2 separate regions of the Homo sapiens genome follow, and region 1 is linked to region 2. A link is an interaction called in ENCODE POLR2A ChIA-PET data of the cell type or tissue named here. Cell type or tissue: Panc1. All regions are shown on one strand. Links, peaks and the distances in the headings refer to the core of each region. The heading gives the core; the rest is flanking DNA.

Evidence for each region. Peaks named below come from ENCODE experiments on the same cell type or tissue, not always from the same donor. Only the 100,000 strongest peaks of a DNase experiment are listed, where the experiment ranks them.
Region 1: POLR2A ChIA-PET joins it to region 2 with 10 read pairs; 6 of 35 experiments call an interaction of 5 or more read pairs at or near these places.

Annotation. Positions count from the first base shown.
Region 1 is chr5:140,193,789-140,199,169 of GRCh38, forward strand. It overlaps CYSTM1 (cysteine rich transmembrane module containing 1), which reads left to right. Exons shown (of 3, transcript NM_032412.4): 2 at 658-864. The coding sequence starts at 678. Among named protein-coding and RNA genes, the nearest start is that of CYSTM1, 21 kb to the left of the region's middle. In Panc1, for the core only: no CTCF peak of the experiment used is centred there; no DNase peak of the experiment used is centred there.
Region 2 is chr5:140,355,223-140,360,567 of GRCh38, forward strand. SLC4A9 (solute carrier family 4 member 9) reads left to right here and starts at 4,972. Exons shown (of 22, transcript NM_031467.3): 1 at 4,972-5,244. The coding sequence starts at 5,015. In Panc1, for the core only: CTCF peaks have their summits at 2,605 (motif pointing left), 3,855 (motif pointing left) and 4,062; DNase peaks (open chromatin) are centred at 2,609 and 3,807; H3K4me3 peaks cover 668 bases.

The DNA.
Region 1 (5,381 bases), core at 103-5,102, 160 kb before region 2:
GAGTCTCAGGGGCCTGGATGGGCAGAGGAGACGCTTGGCATTCTCTATAAACAGCGCTGTCCAACTGCTCAGAGCAGCGGGTCTGGGGAGAACAACCAGATCACCCCAATCCCCAGAGCAATGGTGATGGTTACAAACTTTGGTTGGTCATTGCTGCCAGTGCTGCTCGTTAGAAGGCCCCACTGTGGCCCAGCCCTGTTGATTGGAGGGTTTCTAGTAGTGGATCAGCGTCCACTGATGAGACTCATAGTGCTGTTAGAACACTTTCTTAAAGCTATCCAATCACATTTATGGACACTTCAGAGGAATTAAAAAACAAAATATCTTGCTATTCATTTAACACATTTATTTAGGGGACTGCCTTGTACCAGGCACTCTGCAGTGCTCTAGGGACATGGTGGTGATCCAAAACTTACTTGATATCTACTGTCACAGCCTACAGTCTAGTGGAGGAAATAGACAAAAGGCAAATAAATATATAAGATAATTGCCAATTATAGTGATGGTGAGAAGGAAACAAAATGGGCAGAGCTAGAGATTTGCACAAGGCTTGATACACCTTGAAGGTATTTTGTAAATGATCTTATGGGTTAGGATTTTATTCCTGATGATTTCCACAGTTAAATGCAAATAATTTTCATTCTTTTTGTCTCTTAGGTGCACTTTACAGGTCCCCGATGAACCAAGAGAACCCTCCACCATATCCAGGCCCTGGTCCAACGGCCCCATACCCACCTTATCCACCACAACCAATGGGTCCAGGACCTATGGGGGGACCCTACCCACCTCCTCAAGGGTACCCCTACCAAGGATACCCACAGTACGGCTGGCAGGGTGGACCTCAGGAGCCTCCTAAAACCACAGGTGTGTGTCTCTGAATATGTGGGTGTGCAGTCCCGTGTCACTAAAGGAAATGTTTGCATGTTTTCTTTGGCAGAGAAGAAATTCTTTCCAGCCTTTGCAACTTGTGCTTGATGTCCCCAAAGCTTGATGATGGCTTAGGGTGGATTCTCACTCCTGAGAAGAGGCCCAAGTCAGCTCTGCCTGCTACATTCACACCTCTTGTCCCCTCTGGGGCTGATGACTTCCTGGCCAACGTGTTTTCTGAGGGCTACCCTCTAGAGCACTTGGGGGTGGGGAAGGAATTAGCAGTTGAGTCTTTGCTCTGTAGCCAGCTTTGTATTTTAGGTTTAGTAATTAGCCTCTTGAGTTTATTTTATCTGTCAGCTTGTTGACCCTCAAGTCATCCTCTTGCCCCTGCTACTGGGGTTTTTCTTTTTTTTCTTACTAAATGTTTTCATAATTCTATTTAACCTGCCAGTTGAGTTTTCAGGAGGCTCTTGAGTCCTTCTTGTGTGCTATAGAACAGTGTTACTCAAAGTTCAGTCTGTAGACAAATGCCAGTCAATGAACAGTGAACAGTTATGGACTATATTATATGTACAGAAAGTGAGAGTAAACATTTAGAAACTTTTAGAGCAATTTGGTTTTGCTGTGACATCCAAGTATGTAATCTTGCATTTTACAGAAAGTATCAGTCTGAAAGATTAAAAGTAAAACATCTTGAGGAGCACTGTGCTAGATGTCTTGGTCACTATTTTGTAGCCCTTTGGTTGGCAGAATAGCTGCTCTCTTAATTAGCCCTTTCAGCTTTTTTTTTTTTTTTTTTTTGAGACGGAGTCTCACTCTGTTGCCCAGGCTGAAGTGCAGTGGCGCGATCTCGGCTCACTGCAAGCTCCGCCTCCTGGGTTCACGCCGTTCTCCTGCCTCAGCCTCCTGAGTAACTAGGACTACAGGCGCCTGCCACCACGCCCGGCTAATTTTTTGTATTTTTAGCAGAGACTGTGTTAGCCAGGATGGTCTCAATCTCCTGACCTCGTGATCCGCCCCCCTTGGCCTTCCAAAGTGCTGGGATTACAGGCGTGAGCCACTGTGCCTGGCCAAGATAGCTAATTCTTAAAAAGTGCTTATTATGGCCAGGCACAGTGGCTCATGCCTGTAATCCCAGCACTTTGGGAGGCCAAGGCGGGCAGATCACCTGAGGTCAGGAGTTCAAGACCAGCCTGGCCAACATGGTGAAACCCCGTCTCTACTAAAAATACAAAAACTAGCCAGGCGTGGTGGTACGCGTCTATAGTCCCAGCTACTCAGGAGGCTGAGGCAGGAGAATGGCTTGAACCTGGGAGGCAGAGGTTGCTGTGAGCCAAGGTCACACCATGCACTCTAGCCTGGCGACAGTGAGACTCCATCTCAAAAAAAAAAAAAGTGCTTATTGTGTGTCACATGGTCTCCTAAGTGCTTTATATACATTAACATTTAATCCTTGCAACAATCCTATGAAGTTATTCCCATTTTATAGTGATGTAATAGAGGTACAAAGTTAGAGTAATGACTTGCCCAAGGTCACCTAGCTAGAAGGGGCACTTTCTAGATTAGAATCCTGATAGCTTGGCCTCAAAATCTGTACCTATAATTTATTGCTGTACTGTTGTTCCTCTCCTGCCTTTTCTGAGCTGACTCACATTCATCTGAATTTAGTGACTTATGCTTCCTCTTAGAGATTTTCCTGTCATTTAGTTCTTTACTAATCAAAAGTAATAACAGAATTGATGGCTAATTTTATTCTAGGACTTGATGATTCTCTAGAATAAGAATTTTGCATTCATGGAAAAGATTATACTTTTATAGTGGCAAAGCTTATACTCTGTTAAGATTGAATAGAATATTTGAATACCTTTAAAGAATTTAATTTATCTGGAAGGAAGCTTTTGCAATCCAAGATTGTGTTCTGTTGTAACAGTTTTTATCATGCATGCTCGGAAGAGGGCAGGAAGTATAACCAGTATAATCGGAGTAGTTGGTATTCAGGCCTGTGACATCAGAGAAACATTTTCTGAAAATAAACCTCAGCTTCTGGGTTTTCTGCTTCAAAATAAGGTAACCCTGTGATGAATAAAAGAAAGCAGAAAAGACTACATATGGTATGATTCCATTTATGTGAAATTCAAAAACAGACAAAAACTATGTATGATGCCAGAGATCAAAATAATGGTTACTCCTGGCTGTGGAGTTGGGAAACTAGGGTGGGACTGGTTATTCATTGGGTTAGGAACAAAGGAACTTTCTGGGGTGTTAGGAATATTCTGTATCTTAATCTTGATATAAACATTCTTCAAGATAGATAGTTATGACTTGTGTACTTTGCTGTACGTTTTATGTCAGCAGAGAAAGATAGCCCAGCATTTGAGTTATCCGGTAGACTCAACCCAATGCCTGCCTGGTGTTAGGTCTTTCACCTATAGCCCTCATGGTCTTCCTGTCCATTTCTAGGCCAATATTGTTTATACTGACTCTCTAACTAGCATTTGATGAGTTTAGAACTTTATTGAGTTTGTTTAGAATAAGTGCTTCCTAGGTTCAGTGGACTTTGTCCACTGTTCATGCAGAAAATACAGATTTGGTCATCTTTCTTACCTTTCATGTAATTTAAGTATTGATGTCAGCCTTTTTGATGAAAAATAATTTCTTAATTCTTTTTAGGGTTAAAAGGCTCCTTAGTTCAGTGTTACCAATCACGATTGATTTCACAAATGCAGTTGAAAGCTGTTTAATATCCTTTCCTATGGATATACCCAGGAATTTATTTCTCTGTCATTAGCTTGTGAATTATTAACTGCCCAGATCCTTTCTGCACCCAAACATAGCAGGTAGTGCCAAATGGTCAAATTTTGTCACCTGGGGTCCATGTTCTGTGAATGGGACTCTTGGAAGAATGTAGCCTCACTGAGTGATGAACCCTTTAGGGACCCATTTTATTCCTTGCTTTGGTATTGCTTGTGGGATTCTCAGTCAGAATTATGTGTTCTCATGCTGTGTATCTGAGCTCTATATGGAAATTTAAGCTTTTTCTTTCCAGCTGAATGATTTTAGATTTATCTACTACTGTAGATACTCTCTCCACTCAAGTTCAAGTGTGTGGCATATTATGTTAATGGATACATAGGTAGAAATGGTTTCTTTTTCAAAGGAGGGAGGATCTCCTTTATCCTTAATTGGCGTCTGGTAATTAGTTAGGGCTTAATAAAGGTGTGATGAATGGATGAGCAGGGTCGGGTAGATGGCTAACCTAAGCAGAACCTTCCTTGGTCATCTGTTTATGTTTTAGAATTCATGTGTCAGAGATTGTAGCAAAAAAACCCACCTTTTGTTTTTTTAAGAAGCCAACCTTTTGGAAGCCATGTGATTGGAAGCAGCAAGTGCTTGTAGGAATAAGGTCTCCCAGAAGAGCATACCTGCAGATTATGTCAAGGATCTCCTGGGTGGTTTTTAAGAATAACAACTAGTATTTGTTGAGCACCATGCTTGGTGTTAGCTTTATGTAATCTTCACAACAACCCCATAGTATCAGTCCCATGTTATAGGAGTGGAATCTGAGACTCAGAAAGGTTGTTTCAGTTATCTGTTGTATAACATATCACCCCCAACTCACTGGCTTAAAACAACAATGATTTATTATTTCTCATGATTCTCTGAGTTGGCTGGGAGGCTCTTCTTGCTTCGTGTGATCTTTCGTGGGGTCACTCTTGTTACTTAATTCAGCTGTCAGCCTGTCTGGGTGTAGGCTATCCAAGATGACCTCACTGACATGAGTAGGGTCTTGGTTTGCCTCCACGAGGCCTCTCTCAGCACATAGTCTGTCATCATTAGGTGGTCTAGCTTAAGCTGCTTTACATGACAACTAGCTTCCAATAGAGTGAAAGTGGAAGCTGCCAGGATTTTGGGCTAGGCCCAGAACTGGCACAGCATCACTTACCCCTTATTCCAGTATTCAAAACAAGTCTCAAGGCCAGTCACTTTCAACAGGAGGGGGAACAGATATCACCTTCCTCCTCCCCCTCTTTTTTTGGTATATTCGACATACAATTCATGTACCATACAATTTACCCATTTAAAGTTGTACAATCCAATGGTTTTCAGTATATCAACAGAGTTTTTCAACCATCACCACTATCATAATTCCAGAACATTTTCTTTTATTATTATACTTTAAGTTCTAGGATACATGTGCAGAATGTGCAGGTTTGTTACATAGGTATGCATGTGCCATGGTGGTTTGCTGCACCCGTCATCTACATTGGGTATTTCTCCTAATGCTATCCCTCCCCTAGCCCCCCAACTCCCCGACAGGCCCCAGTGTGTGGTGTTCCCCTCCCTGTGTCCATGTGTTCTCTTTGTTCAGCTCCCACTTATGAGTAAGAACATGTGGTGTTTGGTTTTCTGTTCCTGTGTTGGTTTGTTGAGAATGATGGTTTCCAGCTTCATCCATGTCCCTGCAAAGGACATGAACTCATCCTTTTTTATGGCTGCATAGTATTCCATGG
Region 2 (5,345 bases), core at 346-5,345:
ACCCTAGCCTGGGCAACAAAGCAAGACCCAGTCTCCAAAAAAAAAAAAAAAAAAAAAAGAAAAGAAAACTTAAATGTATTGAGTGCTTACTATATTTTAGGCATTGCTCTAAGCACTTTTTTTGTTTGTTTGTTTGTTTTGTTTTGTTTTTGAGTCTCACTCTTGTTGCCTAGGCTGGAGTGCAGTGACATGATCTCGGCTCACTGCAACCTCCACCTCTCGGGTTCAAGTGATTCTCCTGCCTAGCTGAGACTACAGGCATGTGCCACTAGGCCCAGCTAGTTTTTGTATTTTTAGTAGAGACGGGGTTTCACCATGTTGGCTAGGCTGGTCTCAAACTCCTGACCTCAGGTGATCCACCGCTTCTGCCTCCCAAAGTGCTGGGATTACAGGCGTGAACCACCGTGCCCGGCCTCTACACACTTTATACACGTTATCTCTAATTCTCACAACACTCCTCTGAGGAAGTTAGTATTTACACCCTAGTTTTATAAATTGGGCTTAAGGAAATTGCACAATTTGCCCAGCTCGTTGTAAGTAAACCTATAAATGTGATAAAATTGCATAAAGCTACACACATACACACATGAGTGCATATGGAAATTGGTGAAATCTGATTAAGGCCTGCAGTCTATTTAACAATATAGTACCTATGTCATTTTTCTGGTTTTGATATTGTACTACTGTCATGAAAGAAGTTACCACCAGACGAAGCTGGATGAAAGCTGGAGATTTGCAATTTCTTGTGAATCTATAATTAGACTCACATTAATAAATATTTTAATTTATGTTTATTTATATATTTATTTTTTAATGAGTGAAACAATAAGTTTGTTTTTGTTTTGTTTTGTTTTGAGACAGGGTCTCGCTCTGTTGCCCAGACTGGAGTACAGTGGCACGATCTGGGCTCACTGCAGCCGCAACCTCTCTCGGGCTCAAGCGATCCTCCCACCACAACCTCCTGAGTAGCTAGCAGCACATGCGTGTGCCACCATGCCCTGCTAGTTTTCTGTATTTTTTGTAGAGATGGGGTTTTGCCATGTTGCTCAGGGTGGTCTCGACCTCCTGAGCTCAAGTGATCCATCCGCATCAGCCTCCCGAAGTGCTGGGATTACAGGTGTGAGCCACCGTGCCCAGCCAATAAGATTTTTTTGTTTTGTTTTTTTAAAGTGTTAAAAACCTTGTAAGGGGCTGGGTGTGGAGGCTCATGCCTGTAATCCTAGCACTATGGGAAGCCATTGGCTTGCACCCAGGAGTTCGAGACCAGCCTGGGCAACATATGAGCCCCTCTCTACAAAATATTTAAAAGTTAGCCAGACTTGGTGGCACGTGCCTGTAGTCCCAGCTACTTAGGAGGCTGAGGCAGGAGGGTCACTTGAGCCCAGGAGTTTGAGGTTGCAGTGAGCTATGATTGCTACTGCACTCCAGCCTGGATGGCAGAGTAAGACCCTGTGTCAAAAAAAGAAAGGAAGAAAGAAAGAAGGAAAATTTAGATTCAGCAAAGATAAACCTCTTCTCCACTTGCCGAAAGTGAGCAAGCCAAGCATCCTATTCCTGAGGCCACTTCCTCTCACTTAAGGTCCAGTGTACTGCATGAAAGTATGATTTGAACCTTGGAAATAATCTACCCCAACTGTCTCCACTTACATGTAAGAAAATGGAGCCTTGGAGAAGGGAAGGGTCTTACTCAAAGACATCCAATAAGTCTGTGACTAAGCCAGGATGAGAACCCAGTCTTTGAACTCCTAGGTCAGGGTTTTTTCCAGCGCCCACACACAGGGCTGCTCACCCACACAGCACATCTTCCCTGGGCCTTGTCTGGGAGACCACTGGTGCCCACAGGCCAACCCTCACCAGCCTACCCAGCCCAGGGCACTCAGGCCCAGAGGTGGAAGTGAGACCTGGGGAGGGTGGAGGCATGGTGGCCCCCTATTCCAGGCAGCACTGTGAGCCAGGGTAGTTGGGGCCACAGAAAGGGCAAGGATAGACACTCTGAACTTTGGCAGGAGTTGGGTGGGAAGGGAACATGTATGTATGTGCATGTGGGGGAGGTACTCACGCCAAATCCTTGCTCCCATCCCCCTCAGGCTCCTTTGAGTCACTTGTCCGTAAGGTTGGGGCACATTCTTGAAGGGAGTGGTCACAGGGGTTCAAGGCCCATTCAGTCCGCAGGCCAGTTTCTATTCCTCCTGGCACTGAAACCACCTCCTCACTCAGACTCAGCACCCCTCCCCAACTGGAAATATAGTGACATGCTCTTCTAATTCCTGCCCTGGGACCTCCTTGGACCAGACGCGAGGCTGGGGGTAGGGCCGGCCTGGGTGCCCTTTCTCAGGGGATGGATTCTTGGTATTCAATATGTGGGGTGTGGCTGACCTACATTCAGATGAGCCTGATTGGCCCTCCCTTCCCCATCCTGTTGTTCTTCCCCAACCCCCCATCTCTCCGGGCCATTCCGCGGTGGGCCAGGGCAAGGCTGAGGGTTTAGGATCTCTCCCTGCCATCTGGGCATCTCCATCTCTGCGCCCCGGCAGGTCTGCAGCCACTGGGCCTAAGGGAGCGGCCCTAGCAATCCGGTCTGAGGGGAGCAGTGCCCTCGTGTGGCCTCCAGGAGAAGCGCGGCTCTTTTCTCAGCCCGGTCCTTTGTATGCTCTCATTGAACAAGTATTTATTGAGAGCCACTACGTGCCAGGCGCCGCTCTAGGCGCCGCGGCCAAGACAGATACCTGCTCCACGGACTGTGCATTTCAGCGTGTGCGTGCGTGGACAGTCAGGCAATAAATGATAAACAAATACATAAATGAGGCAGTTACTAGTAGTGGTAACTGCTAGGAAGAAAATAAAACAGAGAAATGTGATGGAGAGTGACCCAAGAGAGAAACTTAGGGTAGGATGGGCCGGGCGCGGTGCTCACGCCTGTAATCCCTGCACTTTGGAAGGCCGAGGCGGGTGGATCACGAGTTCAGGAGATCGAGACCATACTGGCTAACACGGTGAAACTCCGTCTCTACCAATACAAAAAAAAAAAAAAAAAAAAGAAAGAAATTAGCCGGACGTGGTGGCGGGCGCCTGTAGTCCCAGCTACTCTGGAGGCTGAGGCAGGAGAATGGCGTGAACACGGGAGGCGGAGCTTGCAGTAAGCCGAGATCATGCCACTGCACTCCAGCCTGGGCAACAGAGCGAGACTCCGTCTCAAAAAAAAAAAAAAAAAAAAAAAAGAAAGAAACTTAGGATAGGATGGAAAAGGAAGATTTCCGTGAGTAGCTAACGTCTGAGATGAGACCTAGGTCACAGATTGTCATGTAAGGATATGGGGGAAAGGCTTTCCTTACAGAGAAAATAGATCCTGCAAAGATCCTCAGGCAGGAACAGGTTTTGCAGAACAGGTGAAGGCCAGTGTGGTTAGAAAGGAGTGAGCGAGGGGAGGCTGGTGTGAGATGCCGTCAGAGAGGTGGGTTGGGGCCAGGGTGTGAATCTTGCAGGCCACGACAAGGAGCTTGATTTTTTTTTCTTCTTCTTCTAGGAGTAATGGGAGTGTGTTGGGTGAGTATTGAACCGAAGAGTAATGTGGCTCAACTGCCTTTTGAAAGGACATGTATGGTGTGGAGGATGGACTTTGGGCAAGGGAGGAAGAGTGGAAGCAGGGGGGTTATTACAAGAGACCAGGAAGCTACTGAAATAATTCAGGTGAGAAATGATGGTTGTTTGAATCAGGGTAGCAGTGCTGGAGGTGGGGAGATGTGGTTGGATTATGGGTATATTTTGAAGATAGAGTCAACAGGATTTGCAAATAATGGACCACATTTTCCTTTGCTCATTTAGCTCCAGGAACTCCTTCACTTACACCCCCTAGTGGGCTCCTCCATCCTCACAGGGCAGATCCCAGGGACACAGCTAAATTAGGGAATTCCTAAGTGTTGTTGGACAAAAGAATTTAAGACTCGTTAGCTGGGCAGCCAGGCACAGTGGCTTACGCTTGTAATCCTAGCACTTTGGGAGGCTGAGGCGGATGGATCACCTGAGGTCAGGAGTTTTTGAGACCAGCCTGGCCAACATGGTGAAACCCTGTCTCTACTAAAAATATAAAAATCAGCCAGGCCTGGTGGCACATGTCTGTAATCTCAGCTACTTGGGAGGCTGAGGCAGGAGAATCACTTGAACCCAAGAGGTGAAGGTTGCAGTGAGCTGAGATCACACCACTGCACTCCAGCCTGGGCGACAGAGCGAGACTCCGTCTCAAAAATAAAATAAAATAAAATAAAAGACTTAGCTGGGCATGGTGGCGTGCACCTGTAGTCCCAACTACCTTGGAGGCTGAGGTGGGAGGATCACTTGAGCTAGGAGGTCAAAGGTGCAGTGAGCTATAACTGTGCCACTACACTCCAGACTGGGTGAGAGAGTGAGACCCTGTCTCAAAAAAAAAGAAAAGAAAAGAATTTAAGACTCAGACACTAGGTCTTCCACCATTATCCCATTTAATGGGCAGGTCCTCTGCCTGCTATCTCCCTTACCCTGTCTGGCTTCCATGGACTCAATTATTTATTAGGTCCCTGTTTGTCCAAATAGGTGTGTCTGTGGCCCCAGGGGTGTGTTGGTGACACCCAAAACAGTCCTGGGTGTTTGGTATTTATATTTGATACAAGTGAGGGGGGCAGCAAAATCTGGGGGTACCAAGTCCTCAGACCCAAGCCAATCATTTACTCCTGTTTCTTTACACAAAACACAGTGGGATCAGACCTGATACCACAGGAAATGCACATACACATTTTGGCCCCAGGTTGGGCATTTCTGGAGAGCCTGGGAAAGGCCAGACTAGTCTTACAAATACTCTTATGCCAGCAGGGGGTGGGGTAAGCAAGTAGGGGAGTAGGTGACCGGTAGAGTCTGGAGTCAGCAGGCCTTGTTCTGTTTGTGTTGTGCTGCAGTGGGGGATGCATTATAAATGCAACCAGCCAGAGGGCCCCTGGCTTCAGAACCTAGGACTGTACTGGTTCTGAGATTCTGTGCAAGCCTCATGGAAATGAAGCTGCCAGGCCAGGAAGGGTTTGAAGCCTCCAGTGCTCCTAGAAATATTCCTTCAGGGGAGCTGGACAGCAACCCTGACCCTGGCACCGGCCCCAGCCCTGATGGCCCCTCAGACACAGAGAGCAAGGAACTGGGAGTACCCAAAGACCCTCTGCTCTTCATTCAGCTGAATGAGCTGCTGGGCTGGCCCCAGGCGCTGGAGTGGAGAGAGACAGGCAGGTAAGTTGGATGCAGGCCAGTTCTGTGGGATCCTTCCCCTTCCCCAGCTGGAGCCTCCTATATGTCCCCCAGCGCTTCTTATGGGGCTGCCCAAAATTAGG